Linked DNA regions of Mus musculus: region 2 is linked to region 1. Evidence: chromatin loops called from intact Hi-C (ENCODE). Cell type or tissue: left cerebral cortex. All regions are shown on one strand.

Region 1 (8,000 bases):
TCTAAAACCAGCAGCTCTCCCCGGGTATATTCATAGGTCCAGTGAGAGAAAGCCAACATCAGTTCTTCCAGGGTATTGGTGGGAGCTATTTCATCACCATTGTTGTTATTGTATTTCCGGAACTCCCCTGTCATGTACTTCTCAATGGTTAACCATTGGTTGGCTGAATGGCAGTAGACCAAGGAAACCTCGAGAAACCTGTGAGGAACAAAAGAAGCCAATGATGCCCCAACTCACACACAATATAGCAAGCATGGCAGCTACCCTACAGAGCACTCGGCTGCACAAATCACCAAACCTTGGCCTTTCTATGGAAGGAAGGAAAAAGACAGCTGGGAGGTTTGTTCCCATGCTTACTTGCCTCCCTTTTCTTTGAGAAAACTTTCCAACTATTTTATGAGTACCGAGTCCAATTTTTCTTGCCAGGCTCTATAAAATTTCTTGTAAAACAGGGGGGAAAGGCTTTATTCTAATTCCTCCACACCAAATTATGATCTGCCTTGATAAGTGAATACAAGCATATCAAGACACCCCAGGGGAAATTGTGAGTATTCGTGATTACAAACTTCCTAATTGGTTTAGGATGCTAGGGAAGTAACTAAGCTTTAAATAGACATGATTTGGGGCCATAATACCCCTGGGCATTAGCAACTGCACCCAGGATCTGCCTGTCTCACCTAATTGAAATGTTGATCATCAATCTGCTTGAACTTTTTTCCACTCGCATAATTTTAGGAACTTAAGCCAAGGTATGTCTGGAACATCTAATTATCTTTATACCAGTCTGTACAACTTTGGAAGGAAGAACCCCGAAAAGCACCATTGGAGAACTTCCCCGTGGGTCTGGTATTTCTAAAGTCTAATGGGCTGAGAAGAGGTTAATAGGAATTCTTCTTATAATGAAGAGCCACAGTGCCAGGTTTACTCACCTTGGTGTATAGGGAATGGTTTGTGGTTTTACTTGGTTAAAGGTATAGATGAGTTTTTGGGCAGCTCTTTGCTGTTGAATTTCCTTGAGAGAGAGAGAGAGAGAGAGAGAGAGAGAGAGAGAGAGAGAGAAAGAATTATTTAAAATATATATACCAAATGCATATGTGATCAATGTCAGTTACTCGTATAATTCTAGGAAAAGACATGAGTTTGGGACAGTATCAGAGGACATGGGAGAAGTTGGAGAGGGAGACAGAAGTGGCAATGTTGTAAATACAGCATTTATTAAATTCCCAAAAAATTTAAATAATTGTTCACTAACATACATAGTCTTGCTTATAAAAGATCTTTATATCAGCCTGTATAACTATGGAAGGAAGAACCCAAAAAGCACCATTGGAGAACTTTCCCATGGGTCTGGTATTTCTAATGTCTAATGGGCTGAGAAGAGGTTAATAGGAATTCTTCTTATAATGAAGAGGCACAGTGCCAGGTTTCTAGACTGCCCAACATTTAATATTATTTACCTTCTACCACTCTACCCACAAAGCAAATGTCCTTTACAACAAAAATAAAAAAAACTACCACCTTCCAAAACTAAAAGACTCTTTTTCAGTTGAGGAAAATCCATCTTAGATAAAGATGTAGCCAAAGACCTCTGTGTTGTTATGTTCTCCTTTCTGGGATCTCGGTATCTAAGGTTCTGGCTTACCCTAAGGCAAAGATGAAGCACAGTGCTCTCCTGGAAGATTTTATACCACGTCTGCACAACCTCGGGGAGAAAAGACTTCACAATGAAAACCTGCCCAGGCTTGAGAACATCATCCTCAGACCAGGTGCTGATAACTCGCATGGCTTTGCGGAGACCCCCATCCATTTCCTCTTGTGACAGCACCTGAATCATGGCAGCTCTGCCATGCTGCGACCAAGAGGACATGCTCTTATCCAGGGTCAGAGGAGAACTTTCTTCAAGCTTGTAGATGGTCACTTCCTCTCCTGCTGCAATAAGAAGTGAAAGCCAGTTAAATAAAATACGGGGTCTGGAGTGTGCTTGGTGCCCTGAAGATCAACTCAGAATCTGTTCAGCTGTGTCTGTCATCAAAGGAGGGTACAGCTAGCAGGAGCTAGAGCAGAGTCAAGGTACAAATTGGCCTGACTTGCCCTCCAGTGAAGGTGGGGAGGGTAAGGAGGAATAAACCATCAAATGGCATATAAGAATTAAGTTGTACTTACTATAAACTAACTAGTTATCGGTATTAAAAGCAGTATAAATATGTCAGCATTGTTAGACTTTTTATTGGAGACATGATTTGCTTTATAATTAAGGCTAACCTAGCTAGCAATCATTACATATCACAGACTAGCTCCAAATCTTTGGTCCGTTTGCCCTACCTCCTGAGTGGTGAGATTATAGGCATGTGATAATGACACCCTGGCTTGAGACAAATATATCTATGGAAACAATTTAACCTGTATTTATTCATTACTAGCCCCCTAAGGAGCAAGCAGTTTTACAACTATCCTTCATATAATATACACATATCTATATGTTTATCCATGCTTTTATACATAAACAACATGATGGATTTTGTTTTCTGGGTGTGGTTTTGCTTGTTTCTCCTGCTCTGCAAAGGGTAATTTTACTTCACCAATAATGCATGTTTTTACCCAGTGGAAGTCACTCGATTGCAAGTTCATACCCTGAGCTTTTGAGCTTGTCAGCAAGCTACTGAAACCCTCCATTTCCTCCTCAGCAAGAATGAATGATAACATTTGTTTCAGTGGTTTGCTGTACAGATTACATATGTCATCAGGCTTAGAGCAAGCTAGGACCTCAGGAACAGACTTAGCCCCACTTAAAAATACTGAATCCATAAAACACTGCTCTCACTTTAAGCTTAGAGAACAGAAAGGGCTCACCCCTGGGCTTGGGTATCTTATTGCTGCATAAGAGGAGTAACAATCCACACAGAAGTTCTCTCTCGGTTGTAGCCCATTGCTTATACCTTTTATACCTTCCTTATATCTTTACTTCAGATATCCCCTATGTTATTATTATTGTTTGCCTCCTTGTTTGTTTTCTGTGAACACCATATGAAGTTACCAAATCTATTCTCTCAACCTCATATCTAGTTCCTTATCAATTCTGGAGACTGTGTGGTATATTCTCAAATGTTTATTCTTGATGCTCAAAGTAAACACCACTGAAGAGCTCTTTGGAGTCCTAATTCCTTTAGGACTTTAGAGAAGAGCTATTGATTTGCAAAATGAACCATGGAGCCAAGAGGAAGAAGAAATCGTCTGCATAAACAATCAGTAGCCAACCTGGTCTTTCCCCCATTGGAACAGTGAGAAGAGACTGAGGAGGGAAGGCAGTGTAGGGACCTTTGTTACACTGTCAACTGTGCTTCATTCTGCTAGGCAGAAAACCTCGGGTACCCTTGGCTAACTCGAACTTGCTTCTCTTTACTTCTCCAGATTTTAAAAGCTACATTTGCAGTCGGAGGAAAGAGCAATCCACGGATGTGAAACAAAACAAACAAATATAAAACAACAAACAAAGGATTTCTCTTCCCATGCCTGTCAGCTTTCAGCATACTGACATGCCGTGCTTTCTTCTGTGTTCATTATATAAGGTTGGTTTGTTCTTTTCTTCCCGATGCGTGTGTCCGGCCTCAAATCATTGAATGCCAGGTGCAGGATCACGCTTGCTTCCCAACCGCTGACCCATGGAGGTCCCAGCCCCACAGGCTCAGCTTCTGACCCTAAATGCTGCCCACAGTAGTTAACAATCTCTACTTTGGGAAGTGAATCTCCTTAATCTACAACGTGGACAAAATAAAATTTGTGAGTCAAACGAGGCACATGGTGTCTTTTCTGTTGCACGCTGACATTCAGTCTACCCTTGCCTAGCCTCGAGAGGAGGGAGATGTTACTCACTGAACAGCTGGATTGGTGTAAACGGTATGGTCTGAGACAGTCTCATTAAATTATTCCTTTCAATGGCTGCAAACAAAAACAGATTGACTACTTTAGGACTGTATCAACAATTAAACCTACAGAAAGCCACACACACAAGAATACACATGAATTCCAGAATATTTCATTTCAAGCATCCTTTATTTTTTCCCACTAGCAAAAACTATTATATATAATAGTTTTAAATATAAAGTGCACCTTAAATCAAAAGGATATCTTAGTCTTAGAAAACTTTTATATGAGGTTATATAACATGGTCTATGAAGGGGCTATCTCTTTTCTCTCCCAATAACAAATGAGACACTAATTCAAATAATGTATGATTCTTTCTTATAAATGGTTTTTAATCTATGTTCCACATTCTCTAGTTTCCTTTTTCCGAAGCAAACTCAGTGCACAGTGGTCTGTGGGGACATCTACTGTTGGTTTTGTGGAGTTTGCCTTCTTTTTCCCAGAGAGGATGGAACACTAATTTTAATTAGAAGCGAGTGATCTGCATTTTCCTGCCAAGAGGCATAGCCTAACAGATCAGAGTCTGTGCAAGTTACAGTATTCCTCGCTAGAGACTCTCTACAGCTGGCAGTTAGAGTCAAAATAATAGATTACTGCTGAGCTAGAGGAGTCAGTCATAGGAGCCTAGACTGAGGAGGCAGGAATCCACAGATCCATTATTCACCACAGAGGAGAATTCAGAATAAGACAGTTTATTATGGGACCCTAAACAAATGACCTTCATATAATAAGACCAGTAATTACAGTGCTGGCAAGGTCTTGTTCACACTGAGTGTTAAACTCAGTAAAAGCCCTGTCCTTGTGTTATCTCGCCCACTGAGAGCTATGACCCTGGAGGAACCATAACGTGGCATAAGTCCAGCTGGTCTAAGTTAGTGTGCATCTCAAAACATTTGCCTCTTAATTCTCAACTAGCCCTTTGGCAGACTGTCCCTCAGAAAGAGCAAGGACAATCATTCCTACTCTCAAAGAAAGACAACTGAAGTGCTATGAAGCATTGCCTAATGACAGAGTCGAGATCCTTGGCATCTCTGCTAAATGGCATCTTTGCAAGGCACATTTGTTGGCCTTATTCTGTGGGGGGGGGGCCTCTATTCAGTGGTTATGTTCACTGAGGGATCTGGAGGGTACAAACCTACCTTTAAGAAGGACTTTCAAGTCTGCCCTTTCCCAATTCAAAATATTGGGATCAGGCTGGGGTTTAGCTCAGTGGTAGACCACTTTTCCAGCAAGGCTCTGAGTTCAAGCCCCTGAATGGCAATAAAAAAGGAACAATACGAAGAAAGATGCTCAAAACACTAAAATATATGGCTTTTGGCTAGCACTGAGCTTGCAAGGAAATTTTAGACACTAAGGGCTTCTTCTTCCAAATTTGCCAACACACATGCACATTTTTTATGTGAATTTTCTTAAATCCCAACAACTTGTTCTTTTGAGTCTAATTATTCCAGCCATTCGAGTAAATAATTTTCTGAATTGAAGCAGTGTTGACAATGTGGAGTTGATGGACGCTTATGTTTACAAGTGTAGAATCCCACACATTTTGCTCAGTTGACCCATCTGTGCACACACACTTCCTACCTGAATAATGGTGGTGAGGCTCTTGAGGGCTTTTTAAGGAGGTTGAGATCTCTGCAATCATAGAAATGATTGGCATTTTAATTACTTGGCTAGAGATAAATACATGTTTATACACTGCCTTCAACGTTACTATTAAACGGCTTAACCGGAATACCTTCCCACTATTCAGAAACGCTTGCCCAATATCCTTTCGTGCATTATTGCGCTGCTTGCTATCCTGACAGCTTCCAATCATCGGTGCAATATCTCCAAGCATATTTATATGGGGAATTGGAGAAAGACAGGTAATATTAGCCTCAAAGTATATTTCCTCTGAACCAATTACACCTCTGGGTTACAGGAGGCACACAGCTGCCCATCATGACATCCCAGAAGCATGATTCTCTGAGTTCTTTGCCAAGATGCACCTAACCATGCAAAGACAATATTAATGCCAAGTTATTAGCAGACTACATTACTGACCAAAACTAATGACAAAACATTACATCTGTGCCAGATACATAAGAAGAGGTGGCCAGTATCACATCATGGGATTTGTTAAGCTGTACCAGGACCCTGTGTTGGAAATCCAACACCTCCAGTGTTAGCTCACTCTTTTCTATCTGTTCCATCCCTAAATCATAAGGCTCAGGAGAAATCCTTTGAAATGGTTTTGCTGTTCCATGAAAATCAAAATTAAAGTGGAGAAACTTCAGTCCCTTGGCAGCAACTGCTTTACACCTACAAGAATAAACAGCAGAGTGAGCCCACGTTTAGGGAGCGCCCTGGCCCCTGATGCCGGATAAAGAATGGAGCAAGCATCCTTAAAGGTGGCATGCTGGGGACGTCAGTCAGCAGAAAAGACTTCCATTTCTGAATTCGGTCGGCAATGTAGGCTTTCAGCTCCCACTACGGGTCACTCCAGGCATGAGCGTGAATAAGATACTGTGTTCACCTTTTAGAAAAGTGCATACGGTGTGCGAGAGAGAAACATACGCAATTGTAATCACAATAGTATGCTAAGTATAAATGACGTAAAATCATTGAATACCAAGGCTGATGGATTGCCCTATTGTCACCTGGAAGATAGAAAGTCATGATCATCTGACAGTGACAAAGCTGAGTCAACGTCGCAGGATCTCCAAGACTTTAGTTACATTTATTTAACATATTTTAACTGAGCACGGACTGAATATATGCCAGACAGCACTGTACTCTGTGGAAGAGAAAGAAACAGATCACACAGAGGGCTGTTGGCTATAAGTGCAGATCCTAGTCAAGACTTTGGGCACAGAGTCTCTTTGAAACCATACAGGAGAAAGCTTCCATATGCGAGTGTGTGATTGGCTTCTTGTATGTGTGAACTATAACACTACCAATTGTTGTAGAGTCAAGATGAATCCAGGAGCTGTGCTCTCATTCAGAGAAACACCATGAAAATTACAGTCAAAACAGATTCCTCAAAGAATTCAAAGCTGAGGGCAGAGGCTTGATGGTAAAGTGCTTACCCAGAGTACCCAAGGCCCTGGGTTCAATCCTCAAAACCACAAAACCAAAACAAAACAGCACAAAAACCACACATCAGTCCTTATTTATCTGGGTGATCTCTGTTTTTATACTGAATTTCTACTTTGTCTGTATTCACAAAACAAAAGAGAATACAAAGTCAAGAGCTATACAAGTCTTACCAGAACAAGGAACTCTACCACCAGGAAAAATAAAAAAATAAAAGATAAATGTTTAAATATAAAAACTTACTGTGAACTTCATTTGGACTTCTTGTTCTGTTTGGGGAACAAATGAAAGTGCTGTTTTAAGTTTTTCAATTATCAAAACACTGAAAAATAATCTGAAATGAAATGAAGAAGATAGATAGATAGATAGATAGAGATATAGAGATATAGAGATAAAGAGATATAGAGATAGATATATAGATATATATCACAGATGTGTATGGAAGTCTCTGCTCCATCTTACCCCTATTTTACTAATAGAAAAATTTGTGGCCACACAATTATTTTCATAGAAAAAAATTAATGCCAGTAAGGCGTGTAAGCCACTTTTTATCTATGCCCCAAGCTAACTGAGAAATGGTGGTGTTAGTGGTTTTAATTAGCTGTGTGATCACACAACATACATAAGATTTAACCGTGTTTGTGTTGTTCAGGATCAATTAAACTAAAGGGTGCCTGAGCTATGCAAAGCAGATGCCTACAAATGAGTCTGAGAATGTTTCTGGACAAGCCCACAAATCAGTTTCATTAGCCCACGTGGCCCCTAAATGTTCACCGGCTGAAATTAGCTCCCTTTAAATTGTCACTTGCCCTGCTCAAGTGCACAAGTGGCCACAGGCAAGTCTGAATAAATGCATTCAAAGAATATCTCTGGTATTTAGGGTCCTTGGGGAAGAAAGTACAATTACAATTATTGTTTAATTTCATGCTGCAATAACCCACCACTCTGCATGAGCACAAACTACTGAACCTTTGAAAGAAGAAAGTCATATGTCCTATAGGTCT
Region 2 (8,000 bases), 240 kb before region 1:
CAAGGCCTGGAGCCAAAGCAGAGCATAAAGCCTATAATTATGCAGTTCCATAATCATTCTAATAAAATTATTCACAGTCTATTTTATGTGAACAAGAATATTTTATGATGAAATTATTATTATAATACCACTATAAATATAAACATTTGTTACCAGATATGTTATAAAACCATCATATAATATATAAGTATTGTACACGTTTGTAGGAATTTCTTGCTTCCTTAATTAGAATTTTGAATATTTGGTTTTTCTCCAAATGAGTTCCATTCAGTTGAGTTAAATGTAAAAGTTGTAGACACACTGAAAACTCCACTTAAAATTTTCAGCAGGGCCCTAAATGTCCCAGATCACCATATTATAATCAAAGATCAATGTTTATGTTACTTTAATAAGAAAATAAATACTAAATAGAAAAGGAATACTAAATAAAAATTACTAAATACCCAAAGGAAAAAGAAAATGATACACATTGTATCACCATGTGTACAGAGTTTAGAAATTTGAGATGTATTTATTTATAATTAACATGTTTTTTAAAATGCTTGGAGAAAAAAAATCAAGAAATATATTTTACACAGAAAGTGTGTAGTATTGTATTAATGAAACAAAAACCACATAAAAATGTGTACTGGCAAGTTCATTCCATACATGTGTTTACTGTCTTTTCGAAGGCTAAAGATAGTTTATCAATTAAAATGTACTTTAAGGATTCAGTAGTTTATTAGAAACTTAAGAATACATACAGGAGTTAAAATTTTTGGAGTTTTGAAATTCCTTTTAACAAGAAATAGAAAAAGGAAATAATAACAATAGCAATTACAATGTTTACAAAGGGTTTTACATTTCCAATATTCCTATGACTCTGCTTGAAGCTCATAAAATTAAAATGATATAGTCACAATTTGTTTCTTGACTATTTTATATGCAGTAATTTTTAATGAAGCAACTAAATTAGGCATAACTTACTGCAGCTTTAATGTAGTTATGATGAATATATTTTACTTGATTAAAAATGATAAAAACCAGGGAGCCTTAAATATTATCTTAAAAGATTAACTACTGTGTCAATTAAAAATCTAGGAGAAAGGTATTTATGAGGAATAGCTTTCCTGAATAGTAACTTCCTTTGTTCATTTCATTTAATTAATGACTCAATCGACTTTTACTTTCTCCACAACATGTTCCTAAATTACACGCAAATGGAACTGCCCACAGCCGAACTGTTTTGGTTAAACACTGACAGAAGATTCGGGAATTAATACAATTCTTATTGGTGAGACAACTAGTTGATGGTGTTCAGTGTACAGAGGACTGAAGGACTCCAAATTCTACAACATATTACATATTATTACATATTACCCAAAGCAGCATGAATAAATACTGGCAAAAAAAAAAAAAAGTCGAGTTATTTGGGTATGGAGAATGTTGGGGAGGCTCACTTTTAGAATGACTGTGACACGGAGTCCTGTCTCTGTGCTTTCAAAATGATCAAGCAAACTTTTGCACTTCCTGTCTCATGATGCTCAATTCACCAAAGTTTCCAAGCAGTACCTAACTACACGGAAGGAAATCGATGCCATGCTTCTATAGTGTGTGTTTGTTTCATCTACAAAGAATGAAACCATGCCAAAAAAAGAACAAGTTTGGATACCTGTGCTTCATTTTGTTTTGTTTTCTCTTTCAGAATACAGGTAAATTGTCAATAGATGACAAATTTCTTGTAAAGAATGCAGTCTCATGACCTTCGTTTTAGTACCAAACTCTCCTAAGCAGGTGTCTCTGGGGAGCTACTAGCCAAGAGTCTTGCTCTTTAAACCTTCACCAACTGAACAGAACCACACAGTCTTGCCTTCTAGTCTAGGCTCTCTGCCAAGTGTCCCGTCACTAAAGTGACAAATAAAAAGGCAAATGAGCCTGTCCTTAAGTCCTGCAACCAGGGTCAAAGGGTTTCCAAATGCTAAAGAAACCCTTGTCCTTGGCAAAGGAACCTGGGACTACTGAGAAAGGAAGAAGAGAGAAAGGGAAGGGAGAGAGAGGAGGGGAGGAAGGGAGGACCTGAGGCTCAGCATTAGTTAGTTAAAGTTAGAGTGAGGGGTGGGGAGCATTTGAACAGTCTTTAAAAGAAGCTGCACAGAACTAGAGGGGTGTGGTTTTGTAGTCTACCGCTACAGCAGAAGCGTCTGACAAGGTAAACACTCTGCCAGAGGAGCCTGCATTATGGAACAGGGACGCTTCAAAGCGCTGTCGTAGTGTACAAAACTCTTTTGGGACTCTTGCAGTAAGAGGGAATGAGAGTGCAGCCCAGCGGTTCGCCTAGACTCTTCCCTCCAAAGACCTGACTGACCAGTGTCCCTTTCTAATTACTGGAGTCAGAAGTGAACGTCACTCTCACATCTGCCTCACTCTCCAGGGCGCGCTAAGCTTGGCCCAGATCAGACCTCAGATAGGACCTTCTCTAATTCCCAGTCTGGGTCCGCACATCCTGGGACGCCAGAGTCCCTAGCCCCGCCCCCTGTCCCCAAGAGCGTCCCCTCCCCCGCCTCCCCAGACTCTCCACGCGCTGCGGGACGCTGATTGGCCATGGTGCTGACAGGAGGCGGGGCCAGGAAGTCCGGCCAAACCCGCCCTCGCGTATAAGCCTCTTCTGCGCTCGCTCTCTCCACCTCTCTCCTCTTTCTCTCTCGCTCCCTTCGTCTCTGCAACTGAACAGTGAAAATTCACATTGTGGATCCGCTAACAGGCACAGATGTCATGTGAAAACGCACATGCTCTGCAATCCATGCCGCCTTTCTTTCTTTTCTGTTTCCTTTTTTTCCCCCTTGATAATTCTCCCTCTTCTTTGTAACTAACAAAACCACCACCAACTCCTCCTCCTGCCGCTGCCCTCCTCCTCCTCCTCAGTCTAAGTGATCACAAAAGAAATCTCCGAGCCCCGAGGCGGTGGCATTTTTTTTTTTTAAAGCAAGCACATTGGAGAGAAAGAAAAAAAGAAACAAACAAACAAACAAAAGCAAAACAAAACCCAGGCACCAGCAGCTAGGACATTTTTTTTCCACTCTGCCTGAAAACAAACAAACAGCCATCAGAAACAGTCATCAGCAACAGCATCAAAACTGTTAGCTTAGCGGCGGCGGCCACCGTCACCCTGTGGCCACGACATCTGCCTAAAGGGATGCTTCTCTCAGCGGAGCAGCTCTTCGCCGACCGCCTTCTTCCCTCGTGCTGAGCGGAATTTTTGGGTTCTCTGGGGTTCGGGCTGGGAGCTTCATGACTACGCGGAGCAGGACAGCGGCCACATCATGCGAGGTAAGCGAGCCCGCGGGCGGGCGCCCAGAGCAGGACAACTCTAGCTAGACCGGGAGCTTTGGGGGAGGGGAGAGCTCTCGGCCCAAGGGAAGAGAGATTGGCTACTCGAGGCTCCCCGAGTTCGGTTCGCAGGTGGGACTGCAAATGGCCTGGGCTTGGAAAGTTGTGGGAAGGTGTGGAAGGCTCGGGGATTTTGGCAGGACGCTGAAGGGCGCATTTTTTGGAGACCAGGACAGTGCTAATCGCGCCTCCCAGTTCTGGATTTGAATCTTTTCTGCGCGTCGCTCTCCGGTGCGCCACAGGACACGGGATAGAGAGCAGGAAGTCGGGTGACTTTGGGTAGAAGAGGCTGGCAGCTCGCATCCCGCCGTGGTCGCTAGCCATAGGTGAACTCCCTGGCATAAGTGGGGATCACACTGGCCCAGGCTGCCAGATGCAGGAGCAGTCTATAAGCGCGTCTCTTTCTAGAAATAGTAAACACGGTATGCTCCCGAGAACCGGGAAGCAGATGCTTACGTCTGGACCTTCCTTGGGTCCCCTCTTCCCCGTTCTGCTTCACTCTGGATAGGCCGACCCCCCTCTCGCCCTAACACTCCCCCCCCCAAAAAAAAAGTTGGTAGGAGAAAGTTCTGGAGAGTGAAGGCCATACTACTCACATCGGAGAAAACAGGGTCTCAAGCTCTTTTGTGGGATAAAGGACCAAAATAGAAGCTAATACTAAGTGCACCTTCTGGATAGAACCACCACTGTCAATGTTGGTGCTATCTCAGGGACAAGTGGCCCTCAGGGAAGACAGAGCTCAGTCTCCTGCTCTGACTCCAAAACTGGGAGCTACCTGAGCAGCTGGCCAGAGGGCATGAGGAGTCAGTTTGTAGATCTCAGTGGTACAAGTTTCTTGCTTTCTCACTTTACAGTGGGGCACAATTTCTTCTTTTCTTAAAGAGGCCACCACCGGGTGCCCTCCTAACTTGGACATCTGAGTATGTCTGGACACCCAGCCCCTAAATCCAAGCTTCTCTTCTTTGATGTATTGCGTTCCTATGGTGGCTTTTCTCTCTGATTCACAAGTTCCTCCGGAGCAAAAATAAGCAAGCGACAGTCAACTCTGAACCTTCTTGCATCTTGGACGGAAGTGCTTTTGAGCAGGACACTGTTTAGAACAGGGCCCAAAAATACCCATCTCCATCTACCGGGCTGCCTACTCTGGTGCACTTAGGGAGGAGTGGGCATGACCCTCACCCTGGTCGTTATTGAGGAGCCCTAGGCCTGTCTTGACCTTGAAAGCACAGCGTGAGCCCTGGTGTTTGTAGAACAAGGCAGGACAAAAAAGGATGGAGAAAAGCTGATCATTACCCATGGGGATGGAGGAATAAGTCTCTAGATAAAGGACAAAGGTGTCTGGGTGAGTGTCTTGATTGACCTGCGAGCACTGGAAGTTAGAATCTCTGTGTGCTTGTGCACAGTGACAACAGCTGATTGTCCCAGTCACGGGATCGTCACATGCTCCACTATCCAGATTCTTTCCAGAAACTGTAGTACAGAAACTGGTGGGCAGAGCGCCTTTCCTTAGCGAGAACTTGGATTTTCTTGTTTCTCTTTTTCTGACTCACCTCAGGATCTCACACACTTTCCTTTCCTTTCGGTTTCCTTCACTTCCATCTGAAGCTGCCAGTTAGCAGTTTGACTTTTTCTTCTCCCCCACCCTCCAGCAATACCCCTCCCATGACTAAGTTCAAGCTATCTGAGGGTCAGAAGCCACGTGCCACAGCAGTTGGTCCCCTGCACTAAAGGCTGGAGCTGCTTAAGCTCTTAAGCTACAGTGTCAAGCAGAGCGCAGCTTCCCAGCGCTTCACCTTGATCTTGCTGTTCCTGTGGCTTTACTGCCGGTCTCCCCTTAGAGACACCTGGCTGCAGCCAGCTTGAAGGATTTAAGACAAGGACTAGTGCCCTGTTTATATTAAATTAGATATTCACATGAACCCACATCTTTGTCTCAGAGAACACCAAGCTCACCAGACTGCCCAGGACAGTTCACCAGCTCTAACCCAAGATGACTCTCCGGAGGTGACTGGAGGAAACTACTGGTAGAGAAGTCATTGGTCTCTAGCCCTTTGCCTCTCCTCTCCTGACCTCACACTGTCCCATTCGCTTTCTCTGCAGTCAAAGAATTATCCTATCCCAACCTAAGTGGCTGGCTGTTCCTTAAAGATGAAATAAGAAGTCCCTTCAAGGTTCAGTGGCCGGTATTCCACAGGGAAAGGATATAGGGTGCAAGAAGAGCCAAGCTATCCAGAAGTCATCTAATAGTTGAACTTGAACTTCAATTAAGAGGTGGTGGGGGTGGGGAGCATCAAATTCTCTATCCCTTTGTGCGGGGGCTGTTAAGCTGAGCATATTGGAACTGATTCTGCTAGGGGAGGAGCTGGTATTAAACTTGGCTTTGCCCTTTGCTTGTAAGCATGTCATCTACTCCATACACCATGCCCTGCCCTGCCATTTCTCACACTGTCTCCACTTCCATGTGGTCCTGTCAGAACTTTGGCTCCGACGTTTGCTTCTGGCAATGGCAACTGTCCTAAGTCAGGTCAACTTGCCAGACACAAACCGTGTCTAGGATTGAGCAGTCTCCCTGTGGACTAATCCAACAAACTACCCCCAGGACAGACTATGCCACCCAATAATGCCTCTGCTTGGGGTATTTGAGAGACTATTTCTGGGGAAGCTCTAGGGTAAAAGGGATGTTAAGAAGCTCTGATACTTGGGTTCATTGCTCCGTCCTGAAGCTGAATCTTCCTAGAGAAGATCCAAGTTTCAGCCACAGCCCCTCTCCACTAAAGTGGGGGAGGCTGCAGCTTGCTGACCCACAAAACTTTGCTTCCTTTGTCTGGCATGTGAGTGTGTGTGTGTGTGTGTGTGTGTGTGTGTGTGTGTGTGTGTGTGTGTGTGTGTAGAGGGGTGGTCCTTTGGAGTTTTAAGGATGCTTCTTCTCTTGCTTCCTAAAAGGAAACAGCTGGAAAGGGAAAAAGTAGGTAGGAGAGGAGTAAGCCAGCCCGGTATGGTTTTTCAAGGCTCCCTGTTGAGTAGTCTGTCTTGTTTATTACAAAGGAAACATAAATGGTGGCTTTTCTCTCTGGTGTCTGCATAAAATCCCACTTTTCCAAACAGGAGCACTGTTGCCTTTGCAATCAGTAGGTGACTGCAGCTTGGGAGGATTTATCTCTGGTTTTATTCTTGTGGTAAATAAGGAGAAATGATGGCTTTTAAAACAAAACAAAACAAAACAAAAAGTCTGCATTCTGTCATTTACAGGTAGTACATTTCTGTTGCCTACTAAAGTTAAAAAAATAAAAAATAAAAAAAAAATCAGCTTGCTCTCTGAGATGTAGCCACCCTTGGAAGTAAAGAGATCTGAATATCCCTGGATTTTTTTTTTCTTAAATAAAGTTGTTGCTCTAAATTTTCTCTGCAAGTTCCAATTAAATTATTTAAGTCAAATATTTCCAACCAATAGTTCACCTTACACACACACACACACAAATTGAATGCTTGCTGAAAGGATGTCTCTGTCAGCACTCCGTTAATTTCTGCCCACTCAGAAATCACCAATGAACTGTCTTTCTAACAAGAAAATTCATTCAACAGCTTAAAGAAAAATCGTAAAACTGTGTCTCAAGTACTGTGGGAAAATATATAGCCAAAAAAATTTCCCAAATATTCTCCTAAATGGCTATTAGAACCTCCACCCACCTTGCTCCTCCCTCGACAGCCGTGGTAAATTGTTAACTATTACGAAACAGACATCTTAGAGCTGAAGGTTAGGCATGGGTCCACTGTAGCTTTTATATAAAAAAAAAATCAGTAAATGTAATGATGAGAATTTTGAGTATCAGACTTCATAAACAAGAGTCAAAAGATTAAAACTCCTTTGTCTGCGTCCACCTAAAACTTGGAAATCCTTGCACTTTCTATAAATGACAATAACTTCTGAACATTAGAGAGCCCTTTAAGGTGGTCTATTCTATCACTGTCAAAGTGGTTTTATGTTATGGTTTAACATAAATTACTCATCATGTTATACTCTTAACCAAATATAAATATTGGTTTAATATTTATTCACCTTGGTATTTTGTCAAAGGCCAAATTATTTAAAAGCCTCAAAAATTACCCATAATTGAATTTACACAGATTATACTTTAAATATAAGTGTTTCCAATTGACACAATATAATTTTAGAATAAAAAGGTATCAAAGCACAAAGAAATTATAGAAAAAAAAAGAATTGGTCCTCCTTTTATCAAAAGCTTGTAAAAAAAAAAACTTGTTTTTCTAAAAGTAACAGGACAGTGTTTAATACAGGTGAGTTTCCAACATAAAATGACAAATAAGTGTTTTAAGACTTGACTTCTCATTTTATAAGCCTGTGTTCCCCATTTAGGAAGAGAAAATGGCCTGTAGAGCTTTTACGCTTCTGACTACAGTAGTGCTTAGATATGCAAGTGTGACTCACAGCACACTAATTAATTTACTTACACTAATAAAGTACCTCTAATTTAAGATGAACATTGCAGCTTTGAGAAATAAACAGTTTTAAATTATTATAGTAAGCAATCCAGACTTGAAAATGTATTCACGAAGCTGCTGGGATTCTGAAATTCTGTAAAGTGTGGGTTTAAATTATGCGTGGTGACATCAGT

Evidence for each region. Hi-C counts contacts between places; a loop is a spot of excess contacts. Peaks named below come from ENCODE experiments on the same cell type or tissue, not always from the same donor. Only the 100,000 strongest peaks of a DNase experiment are listed, where the experiment ranks them.
Region 2: a loop joins it to region 1, with 5 times the contacts of the local background. A loop is called at or near these places in 5 of 42 quality-filtered maps.

The regions. Positions count from the first base shown.
Region 1 is chr19:18,869,765-18,877,764 of GRCm38, reverse strand. It overlaps Trpm6 (transient receptor potential cation channel, subfamily M, member 6), which reads right to left. Exons shown (of 39, transcript NM_153417.2): 31 at 7,240-7,265; 32 at 5,503-5,553; 33 at 3,871-3,936; 34 at 1,643-1,929; 35 at 930-1,012; 36 at 1-198. Among named protein-coding and RNA genes, the nearest start is that of Gm41814, 120 kb to the right of the region's middle. In left cerebral cortex, a CTCF peak has its summit at 4,327; DNase peaks (open chromatin) are centred at 3,408, 3,534, 4,364 and 4,727; H3K4me3 peaks cover 512 bases; H3K27ac peaks cover 736 bases.
Region 2 is chr19:19,105,858-19,113,857 of GRCm38, reverse strand. Rorb (RAR-related orphan receptor beta) reads left to right here and starts at 2,662. Exons shown (of 10, transcript NM_001043354.2): 1 at 2,662-3,306. The coding sequence starts at 3,300. In left cerebral cortex, no CTCF peak of the experiment used is centred here; DNase peaks (open chromatin) are centred at 3,314, 4,226, 4,879, 5,815 and 2 more places; H3K4me3 peaks cover 5,603 bases; H3K27ac peaks cover 4,864 bases.